2 separate regions of the Homo sapiens genome follow, and region 1 is linked to region 2. Evidence: read pairs that join two places in POLR2A ChIA-PET (ENCODE). Cell type or tissue: Panc1. All regions are shown on one strand. Links, peaks and the distances in the headings refer to the core of each region. The heading gives the core; the rest is flanking DNA.

Region 1 (5,385 bases), core at 244-5,243, 75 kb before region 2:
ATCCAGGCATTGTTGTCCCATTTACAGAGCACAGACAGAGTAGATTTAGCATAATTCTTAAAGGCACTGGAATTTTCAGAATGGTAAATGAGAAACAGCTTTAATTTGAAATCACCAGCAACATTAGCTGCTAAAAAGACAGTAAGCCTGTTCTTTGAAGCCAAGCATTTACTTCTGCTCTCCAGCTATGAAAATCCTAGATGGCATCTTCTTCCAATACAGCCTGTTTCGTCTACACTGTTACTGTAGTGTGGCTGCCCTCATCATCTTAGCTAGATCTTCTGCATAACTTGCAGCAGCTTCTACATAAGCACTTGCTGCTTCACCTTGCACTTTCATGTTATAGAGACAGCTTCTTTTCTTAAACCTCATGAACCAACCTCCAGCTTCAAACTTCTTTTGCAACTTTCTCAGCCTACACAGATTTGAAGAGAGTTAGGGCCTTGTGCTGAGGATTAGGCTTTGTCTTAAGAAAATGTTGTGGCTAATTTCATCTATCCAAACCACTCAGACTCCATATCAGTAATAATGCTGTCTCATTTTCTTATTATCTGCATTCACAACTTGGCTGTTTGGTACAAGAGGCCCAGCTTTTGACTTATCTTGGCCTTTGACATGTCTTCCTTACTAAACATAATCATTTCTAGATTTTGATTTGAAGTGAGAGACATGCAATTCTTCCTTTCACTTGACCACTTAAAGGCCATTGTAAAGTCATCAACTAACCCAATTTCAATACTGGCGTGCCTCAAGGAATAGAGAGGCCTGAGGAGAGGGAGAGAGATGATGGAATGGCTGGTCAGTGGTGCAGTCAGAATACATAAATCATTTATGGATTAAATTTGCCACCTTTCATGGGTGTAGTCTGTGGCATGCCAAAACAAAACAGTAATATCAAAGATCACTGATCACATATCACCAAAATACATATAATGGAAAAGCTTGAAAACTTGTGAGATTACCAAAATGCGACACAGAGACACAAAATGAGCCCAAGCTGTTGGCAAAATGGAGCTGACAGACTTGTTCAACATTGGGTTGCCACAAATCTTCAATTTGTTAAAACAAACAAACAAACCCACCCATAATATCTGTAAGGCACAATAAACAAATAATAAATAATAAGCAAAGAACAATAAACCAAAGTATGTCTGTCTATAAAAAGGAGATTTAGTCAGAAAATTTGAAGCAAAAAGTAAAGCCAGGTGCACTGGCTCACACCTGTAATCCCAGGGATTTAGGAGGCCCAGGAGTGAGGAGGCCAGAAGTTTGAGACCAGCCTGGGCAACATATGGAGACCCCATCTCTACAAAAATTAGCTGGGAATGGTGGTACAAACCTGTAGTCCCAGCTACTCAAGACTCAACTGGAACCCTTGTGCATGTTGATGGCAATGTCAAATGGTGTACCTACTATGGAAAATATGGAATATGGAGGTATGGAGTATGAAGGCTTCTCAAAAAATTAAAAATAGAACTATCATATGTTCCAACAATCCCACTTCTGGGTATATTTCCAAAGGAATTAAAAGCAGGATGTTGGTCAGGCATAGGGGCATGCTATTGTAATCCCAGCAATTTGGGAGGCTAAGGCAGGAAGACTGCTTGAGCTGAAAAATTAACATTTATCTGCGTTTTGATTGTGACCTATCATGGGAGGTTTTATATACATATGAAACAGGGTTAAGAATATGGACTCAGGATCCAGGTTACCTATACTCTAGTCCAGTTCCACCATTCCATCCTGGGAAAATTACATTACTTCTCTGTGCTTCATTTTCCCCCATATAAAAAATGAAGATACTATTACCTAACTCTTAGAGCTCTTGTGAGGAAGAATTTAAGTTAATGTGCATGTAAAATATATACCAGTATGAGTAGGTGCATGTTTCTCAGAACAGCACTCCAACCTGAACATAATAGTTGAGATTACTGAGCCGGTCTGAATAACATAGTGTAGAGAAGAAAACTATTATTGTTCTAGACAATTATGTTATTAACAATGAAGAATGGTGTTATTTAAGGTCTCTTGGTGGCCACAAGACTCTTGATTTACTGGAGTTACTTTTGAATGAAACATGTAAATCCCTTTTTAAAACATGTTTAATGCTGTTCTGTACCTGTACAAAAGATTTTTCAGACTCAAGTTTTATCCCTGTTAAATTTCTTTAGTCAGCTCAGTACATGCATTTTTTGGATCCTATGTCAGTTACCCAGTGTATTTATATCCATTTTTTATTTAATTAACTTACTTTTTTTAGTTACAGATATATACTACAAAATGCAACCATTTTAAATTAACAGTCTGATATATATTGACAAACTCTCAATAAAAACAATTGCAGTAGAATAAAAACAAAAATGGAGAACATGGAAATTAATTATGTTATATTAAAATATTGCTTAAGGAGTTCCTCCAGAAAATATTTCCCGAAAAAAAATTCATCAATATTGGCATAAGTCCAATTATAATTTCCCGATAATAATCAAAATTTCCTGAGGATAAAAGTCTTGGTCAAAACATGCTATATACACATTACTGACACTGGCACCAGTGCTTCTATTCCATTCTCTCCCAAAACAATCTGCTTGGAACTTCAGCATTGTACCTAGCACCTGTTCTTCTCTCTTCTTCATTAAGAATATCATCTCAGAAGAAATGGCTAAAGCAAACGCACAGCACTAGAAAATCAGACTTTTGGGTACATGTATTGATTTACTCATTTTAATAGAATAGAAGCTGATCTAAAGATATCTGTCCAAAGACAGAACTAAGATGAAGGCCATATTCAACTTGCAAGTTCCAAGTATCCCATTTGTGATTTGGAAAATCTGCTTTTGAGCAAATGATTTTTTTAAAATGTTATTTTCATGTTCTCTAGAAGACCTGTGTTATAATGCCAAGACAGCCAGAAAATCAAAGTTCACCAGAATAAGTAGATCTAATTGTGCCAGTATAGACCAACTTTCAAAAGATAAGGAAAATAAAAGCTGCTCATTCACTGAAAAGAAAGCATGCAGGAAATCATTCTACAAAAGGCTTTCATATTTGATCCATTTAGCATTTAATGAGAGAAGTCTGTTTGTTTCAACTGACATAAGCCTTTTTTGTGGTTATTTAAAAATTTAGGTAGGAATGTAATGTGATTTTCTGATTTTCCAGTACAATCTCCTATTATTCAAAAGGTTTATTTGGAACATACAAGCTATTTTTCCCAGAGTTAAACTTAGGAAAGAGTCCATAGGCTTTTACAGAAGTGAAAAAGAATGCATTTTTACTGACTCACGCCTGTAATCCCAGCACTTTGGGAGGCCAAGGCGGGCAGATCACTTGAGGTCAGGAGTTCGAGACCAGCCTGGCCAACATGGTGAAACCCCATCTCTACTAAAAATACAATCACTGGGTGACAGAACGAGACTTCATCTCAAATAAAAAAATGCATTTTTAAGTTGAAGAGAATACATAACGAACAAGGTATGTCATTAAAAATAATAAATAAACAGCAGCTACACAGCTTTAATCCTTATAAACTCACAGTTCACTGAGAATGTATAAATCCAGCAATTTAGAGAATGTCAAGATTAAGAAAAACTGAGAAATGAATACAAACTGAAATTAAAACTAAACATATGATCTAGCACTTTCATGAAATTCTTCAGAATGCATCATTTTACTGAATTAAAATGTCTTCTTTAACAGCAATGAAGAAAGAATGATTGGCAGTCTGGAATGCTGTGAAAACTATATGGTTGTACATCAACATTTAAGAAAAGAAAGTCTTATCAAGTCCCTTCTCCAAATATGCATTGAATGTGTTCCCACCCCCAGCATCATTCACAATCACTCTAGTAGTTCAAACTCTCATCATCTTCATCTGGGTAACAGCAGCAGCCTCATCATCTCCCTGCTTCCTGTTTCACTTCACTCCGAGTCATGTTCAAGTTTCCGGCAGTCTAGAAATAAGCTCTGCAAAATCAAAGTTCTTCACACTAATTTCTCTGATCAAAATAATTCAGTAATTCTCCCACTAGCTATATAATAAAATAGTCCAAAACTGGCCGAGCGAGGGGGCTCAGGCCTGTAATCCCAGCACTTTGGGAGGCCGAGGCGGGTGGATCACGAGGTCAGGAGATCGAGACCATCCTAGCTAACACGGTGAAATCCCGTCTCTACTAAAAATAACAAAAAAAATTAGCTGGGCGTGGTGGCGGGTGCCTGCAGTCCCAGCTACTCCGGAGTCTGAGGCAGGAGAATGGCGTGAACCCGGGAGGCGGAGCTTGCAGTGAGCTGAGATTGCGCCACTGCACTCCAGCCTGGGTGACAGAGCGAGACTCCGTCTCAAAAAAACAAAAGGTCCAAAAATCATTACCTTAGGGACTTCTACCTCATCCAAGGTGAAGTAACAAGGTCTGAATTTACCCTCCAACCTACAACAACTAAAAAAACAAAATCTACAAAACAATGGTTTTCAGACACCTGACATCAGGCAATAGAGGACAGTGAACCCAGAGAGAAAGAAAACAAATTATGTGAGCCCTATAATTGCCCCAGCTTACTTCTTGGTAAGAGTTTCCATGCAGGATCTAGATGTTTAGCTGGGGTGGGGGGGTGAGAGGGGGGTGCAGTTTCTAGACTGCAGTTCAATCAAGGAAAATCCAGAAGTCCTGGTAAAACTGAAGCAATTGAGGTGGGAATCTAGGGAACCCAAAGAGGTTAGGGTTCACAGAGTATCAAAGAGAAGAGAGATTAACAGGGAGAAAGAAGTTCAGAGACCTGCAGAAGGCTGAATGAAGCACACGAAAGGAACAGAAAGGACAATCCCTAGAAATCACACAAGGCCAGGGACTGTTTTTGTTCCCAACAGCCAAGAGGAAAAAACGAAAAAACTTGCATAATTCACTAGGCATCAGGCAGAGAACCCAGAGGGTATTATTGCCTCAGTGTGAAAAATTAACCCTAGATAAAATGTTGCTGTAGATCTACCTAACAAAGCTGGGAAACGAGCCTCAAAAAGATCAAACTATTTCCAAGTGACTTAATTACATCTCAGAACGAAGTTCAAGAATATTTACAGGAACACAGAAATATCCAGCAATCAAGAGAGTAAAATTCACAACTCTAACATGCAAACAAAAATCACTAGGCATGAAAAGAAGCAGAAAAGTATGGGCCACAAGGAGGACAAAAATCAATCAACTGAAATAGACTCCAAAATGATGTAGGTATTAATTAGTAGATAAAGATATTCTAAATTATCATTATGTTGCATATTTTCAGTAATATAAATGTAAAAAATATATTGGATATAGCTAATGAATTAGACACTACAAGGAAAAAAAGGTTAATGGTTGTTATATGATAGAAACTTCCAAAATGAAACAGAGA
Region 2 (5,385 bases), core at 136-5,135:
CAGAAAAGAAACAGACATTTGGATGGAAAACTGGAACCAGGAAAATGGACCTCATTAGATAGACCTGACAGGAATAGGTTGTCTGTCTTGCCACCATCTAGGGCCTAGACTTAAGGAAACATGCTGAAAGGCAAGATGACCTTCATCATATGATGGCAGACCACAAACTAGGCAGGGTGGAATCCCTTTAGGAGACTACAGACTGAAAAGGAGGAAACTATACCTTGCAAACCAGACTACTGACTTAAAAGTTATTCTCTGGTTTCATTATCTTTTTATTTTTAACCTTTAGAAAAGTTTTATTTCACTGCTGCAGCTTTGCCTCAGCAAATAAAAGTATGAATGATTTGGCAGTGGGAGTTAGGCCAGAATGTTAAGAAAAAGTGGCACTCCATGAGATCACTGGAGAAATAGAAGAACTGGAGCTTTGAGTTCAAGCCAATCCTTCCCATACAGAGGCAGGCGCTCCTTCCGCTGTCAACCTTGGAGGACTAGGGTTTCATTTTATTAAGAGAATTTTAAAGTTTCTGTTCAGGTACCTAGAACTAAATTCATCGTGACAAAATCTGAAGAGATATGTACTACATTCAAGAGTCAGCAGGTTTCTGTAGTGTTTAAAATTACAGGGTTTTGTTTTATTAAGGGTTTCATTTTATTAAGAGAATTAGAAAGTTTCATTTTATTAAGAGAATTATAAAGTTTCAGCCAGAGTAGTCGCTCACGCCTATAATCCCATCACTTTGGGAGGCCGAGGCAGACGGATCACCTGAGGTCAGGAGTTCAAGACCAGCCTGGCCAACATAGTGAAACACTGTCTCTACTAATAATACAAAAATGAGCTGGGAGTGGTGGTGGGCACCTGTAATCCCAGCTACTCAGGAGGCTGAGGCAGGAGAATCGCTTGAACCTAGGAGGTGGAGATTGCAGTGAGCCGAGATTGTGCCACTGCACTCCAGCCTGGGTGACAGAGCAAGACTCCATCTCAAAAAAAAAAAAAAAAAAGAAAGAATTAGAAAGTTTCTGTTCAAGTACCTAGAAACAAATTCATTGTGATAAGATCTGTAGAGCTATGTACTACATTCAAGAGTCTGCAAGTTTCTGTAATGCTTAAAATTTTTAACAAGTATGTATTACTACTGTAAGTAAAACAGTTTAGCACAGGCACGTCAGTGGAAGCAATATGCAAATGAATATGCAGAAGCATGCACCAGAAATATGCAGCAGAACCACCACCATCCTGGTTATGAATTAAAAGTAAAAACTGGGTAGAAAAATAGATGAGCAGAGTTTCCAAATCACATGGACACCTGAACTCAATAGCCAGGGAGAAAGGATCAGTCCAGAAACTAAGTCCATAAGGAGGTAAAGTCAAATGTGAGTAAAACAAAACACAGTTTATAGAGAAAGGAGACCGAGAAAAGAGAGAGAAGAGAAAAAAAAGAAAGAGAGAACACCAGACAATCAATCTGAAAGCAAAGGCAATTAACCTGGTTCCTTTGAGAGCCAGAACTTTTCCCAAGGTGTTACCCCCATTTGTGCTTGTAACTATAAAAGCACAATATGGCTTTAAAAGTCTTTAGTGGCAAAACTCTAAATTCTAAGACCAAAGTATATTTGATTCTCTGTTGGAGCATCTTGACGGGTATGACACCCATCTCCGCATGACTTCCTACTTACACAAGATAAAACTAAAATATTTTAAGTTATTTGTAGGATGTACTGAATACTGTTTTACTATTCGTGTTCTTAGTTTCTACAGTAAAATACATGTATACCTTACAAAACTAAAATTGCTTTTTACTTACATGACTTTTCATTAACTTGTATTCTACGGTTTAACATTCTTTCATTAATTTAAAAAAAAAAAAAAAAGTATCCCAATCCTCCTCATTTCCAAGGCTGCAACAGAATCTTAAAACAAAACAAAAAAACCAATACACTAGAAGGAGTAAAACAAAAACTGCTTCTTGGGGAACAATTCATTGTTTCAAAATAAATATTTTAACAAAAAATTCTATAGGCTCTATCCATTTTTAATCATACCTACCAGTGAGAGTCTACTAGGTGACTTCTTAAGTCAACATTTAAGAGTGGGGAAAAAAATGTGATGTTTCATTGCTGTCTCTAAATTTATGTGGTATTCATAACACTACAGATTACAACATGCTATACAGGTTTCAACATTTGAAAATTCTCTGGAGTTGTAATCATAGTTAAAAGCAAAGCATTAAATTCAAGAAGCTTGAAAAAAAGCAATGTTTTCTGAGAATGATCTTTTAACAGTGGTCAATTTGCATAGTTTTTTACTTTCTACAAAATACTTTACTGATGAGGGGAAAAATTATTTTCTACCATAATTAGGAATCTGGACTTAACCTGTTATGCCAAAAACAGCAACCATACTTTGCAACAAAAAAAATTTTCAAAAGCATTTTCAATCTTCCTGACTACCAAAGTTTCCACTACCAAAAGTGAAAACACTTTTAAACCTTCCTGTGTAACAAGTTTTAAATTTTCTTTTATTTATTTGTATCAATTTTCTCACCTGTGGCTGCCAAAATATCAAGAATTTCAACTCCAGAGAAGGAGGACAGAAGAAACACAATGTAAAGTGGTTGGCCTAGTAAAATAGTTGGAAAAAAAACTGTTTTGGCTGCTCTAATATAATCTTCATTTATTACTCATTAGTTCTCTTCTTATGGTCCCAATATTCCAGCCAAATTGAGAATCTACTCACTGTTTATCAATTCAGTGCCTTTGCCACTACTCATCTCCACCTCCCAGTCCCCACAATGTATTTATAGACAAAAGTTTTGATTTAAAGCCAGAAAACTGGGTTCAAGTTTCATTTAATCCCTTTTAATTCCATTCATGATCAGTATGAACATGGACAAATTATTTTACCTTTATGCACCTTCAAGGATAACTCAGTGTAACCATGAAGAGTCAATGCAATAATGTGAACACACTCAATTTTTTTAAATGAATGAAGATTCAATCTGATAGTCTCTGCTTGTAAAACAAGTGTATAGAGAAATGTAGGCTGTGACACTAGATCCCAAGAAAGTATCTACTGGTTGTTATCAATATAATAATATGGAGAAAACAGGTGGCACTAGTAATTTAAAGTTAGAACAAGGAACACAACACAAATTTAAGCCTTTCTTAAAACTGTGTAAAACAGGCTCGGTACAATGGCTCATGCCTGTAATATCAGCACTTTGGGAGGCCAAGGCAGGAGGATTCCTTGAGGCCAGGGGTTCCAGGCCAGCCTGGTGAACATAGGGAGACCCCATCTCTACAAAAAACTTTAAAAAGATAGTGCCACTGCACTCCTGCCTGGGCAACAGAGCGAGACCCCATCTCAAAAAAAAAAAAAAAAAAAAAAAAGGCCTGTAATCTCAGCACTTTGGGAGGCCAAGGCGGGCAGATCGCTTGAGCCCGGGAGTTTGAGACCAGCCTAGGCATCACAAAGACTCTGTCTCTAAACAAACAAACAAAAAATCATGCAAAGCTATGTATCTGTCTTCCAAGGAATTCTGAATTTTCTACAGCTTATTTTTCAATGAAGTATTTAGAGTGGATGCTGATTTAACTTGTAATGTTGTGGGAGTGATTCCTATTTCATATGTTTGGCTTTTTGAATAATTTTGTTTGTTGCAAAATTGTTTTTAAAAAATTAAGCCTATTTAGCACTGTTCTATCCAGATAGATTTCCTAATATTTACAAACTACTATTATTATAATAACTGCATGAACCATTGTGTTTGTGGTGAGTTGAATAGCGTTGTCCAAAAATTCACGTCCATCAGAATCTCATAATGTGACTTTATTTGGAAACAGGGTCTTTGCAGATATAGTTAAGGATCTTCTGATGAAAATTATCATGGATTTAGGGTGAGCCCTAAATCCAATGATTAGCATCTTTATAAAAGAAAAGAAAGGGAGATTTGGACACAGTAACAGAGAATGCGGCCATGTGATGACAGAGAAAGAGATCAGAGTTATGCTACCACCAATCAAGGAGCCCCTGGGGCCACCAGATGCTGGAAGAGGGAAAGGAAGGATCCTTCCCTAAATCCTTCAGAGAGACTGAGGCCCTCCTGTCACCTTAACTTCAGACTTCTAGTCTCCAGAATTGTGAGAGAATGGTGTTTGTTTTAAATCACGAGTTTGTAGTAATTTGTTATGGCAACCCCAAGAAACTAGCAGAGTGTTGGAGCTTAACTAAGCACTATTGTTTAAACATTTTAAAGTGAGAATTCTCTGTACTTCCCTGCAATAGTATTAATTTTCCCAAAAGACCCAAACTTTTTTATCTTCTTAGTTAACAATCTTTTTGTTCCTATACTCTAGATCAATCTATACTGTTTGAAATTCATTTAAACTTAAGCAGTTATGTGAAATATTTCCCTAGGCAAAATTAGTTTTTAATTTTCTTTCAAGTAAACAATGAAACCTACAGCTATAACTAAAAACTTATGAAAAATTTTATGATGAAGACATTGATAAGTATATGGGAAAATAAAATTATCAACTTATAAAAGTTATATTTGCCTTCGCAATGTAAATTATGGTAATAACAATTTTAAATAAATAACTTTTACTCAATAAACAACTGCATAACCAACCCCAAAAATTTCGAGAGCTCAGCAATAATAGGATATTAAATCTTATAATATTTAATGATCTCAGTTCTGACCATAATAATGTTTTAAAATTAAGAAATACTGGCAGGGCGCAGAGGCTCATGTCTGTAATCCCAGCACTTTGGGAGGCCAAGGCGGGTGGATTACCTGAGGTCAGGAGTTTGAGATCAGTCCGGCCAACATGGTGAAACCCTGTCTCTACTAAAAATACAAAAATATTAGCCGGGCATGGTGGCAGGCGCCTGTAATCCCAGCTACTTGGGAGGTTGAGGCAGGAGAATAGCTTGAATCGGGGAGGCAGAGGTTGCAGTGAGCTGAGACCGAGCCCCATTGCACTCCAGCCTGGGCAACAAGAACGAAACTCCATCTCAATAAAAAAAAAAAAAAAAGAAATACAATTCCAGCAACACAATGATTTAATCAATGCCTTCACTTTCCTAACAGTTTTTAATAAAAATGATCTTTATCATATTGGGCATAACAACCTATAATATACAAATTAACCTACAATTAGGAAATAAAACTATTCAAAAAGTTATTTCAAGGCTGGGCGCAATGGCTTAATCTCAGCGCTTTGGGTGGCCGAGGTGAAAGAATGGCTGAGGCCATGAGTTTGAGGCTGCAGTGAGCTATGATCGCACTTCTGCAGGCATTCCAGCCTGGGCAACAGAACAAGACCCGGTCTTGTATTAAAAAAAAAAAAAAAAAAAAAAAAGCCAGGCGTGGTGGCTCATGC

The links. ChIA-PET counts read pairs that join two places held together with the same protein. Peaks named below come from ENCODE experiments on the same cell type or tissue, not always from the same donor. Only the 100,000 strongest peaks of a DNase experiment are listed, where the experiment ranks them.
Region 1: POLR2A ChIA-PET joins it to region 2 with 18 read pairs; 3 of 35 experiments call an interaction of 5 or more read pairs at or near these places.

The regions. Positions count from the first base shown.
Region 1 is chr11:10,198,448-10,203,832 of GRCh38, forward strand. The region is part of intron 1 of SBF2 (SET binding factor 2); the gene reads right to left. Among named protein-coding and RNA genes, the nearest start is that of SBF2, 93 kb to the right of the region's middle. In Panc1, for the core only: no CTCF peak of the experiment used is centred there; no DNase peak of the experiment used is centred there.
Region 2 is chr11:10,273,767-10,279,151 of GRCh38, forward strand. The region is part of intron 1 of SBF2 (SET binding factor 2); the gene reads right to left. Among named protein-coding and RNA genes, the nearest start is that of SBF2, 18 kb to the right of the region's middle. In Panc1, for the core only: no CTCF peak of the experiment used is centred there; no DNase peak of the experiment used is centred there; H3K27ac peaks cover 1,456 bases.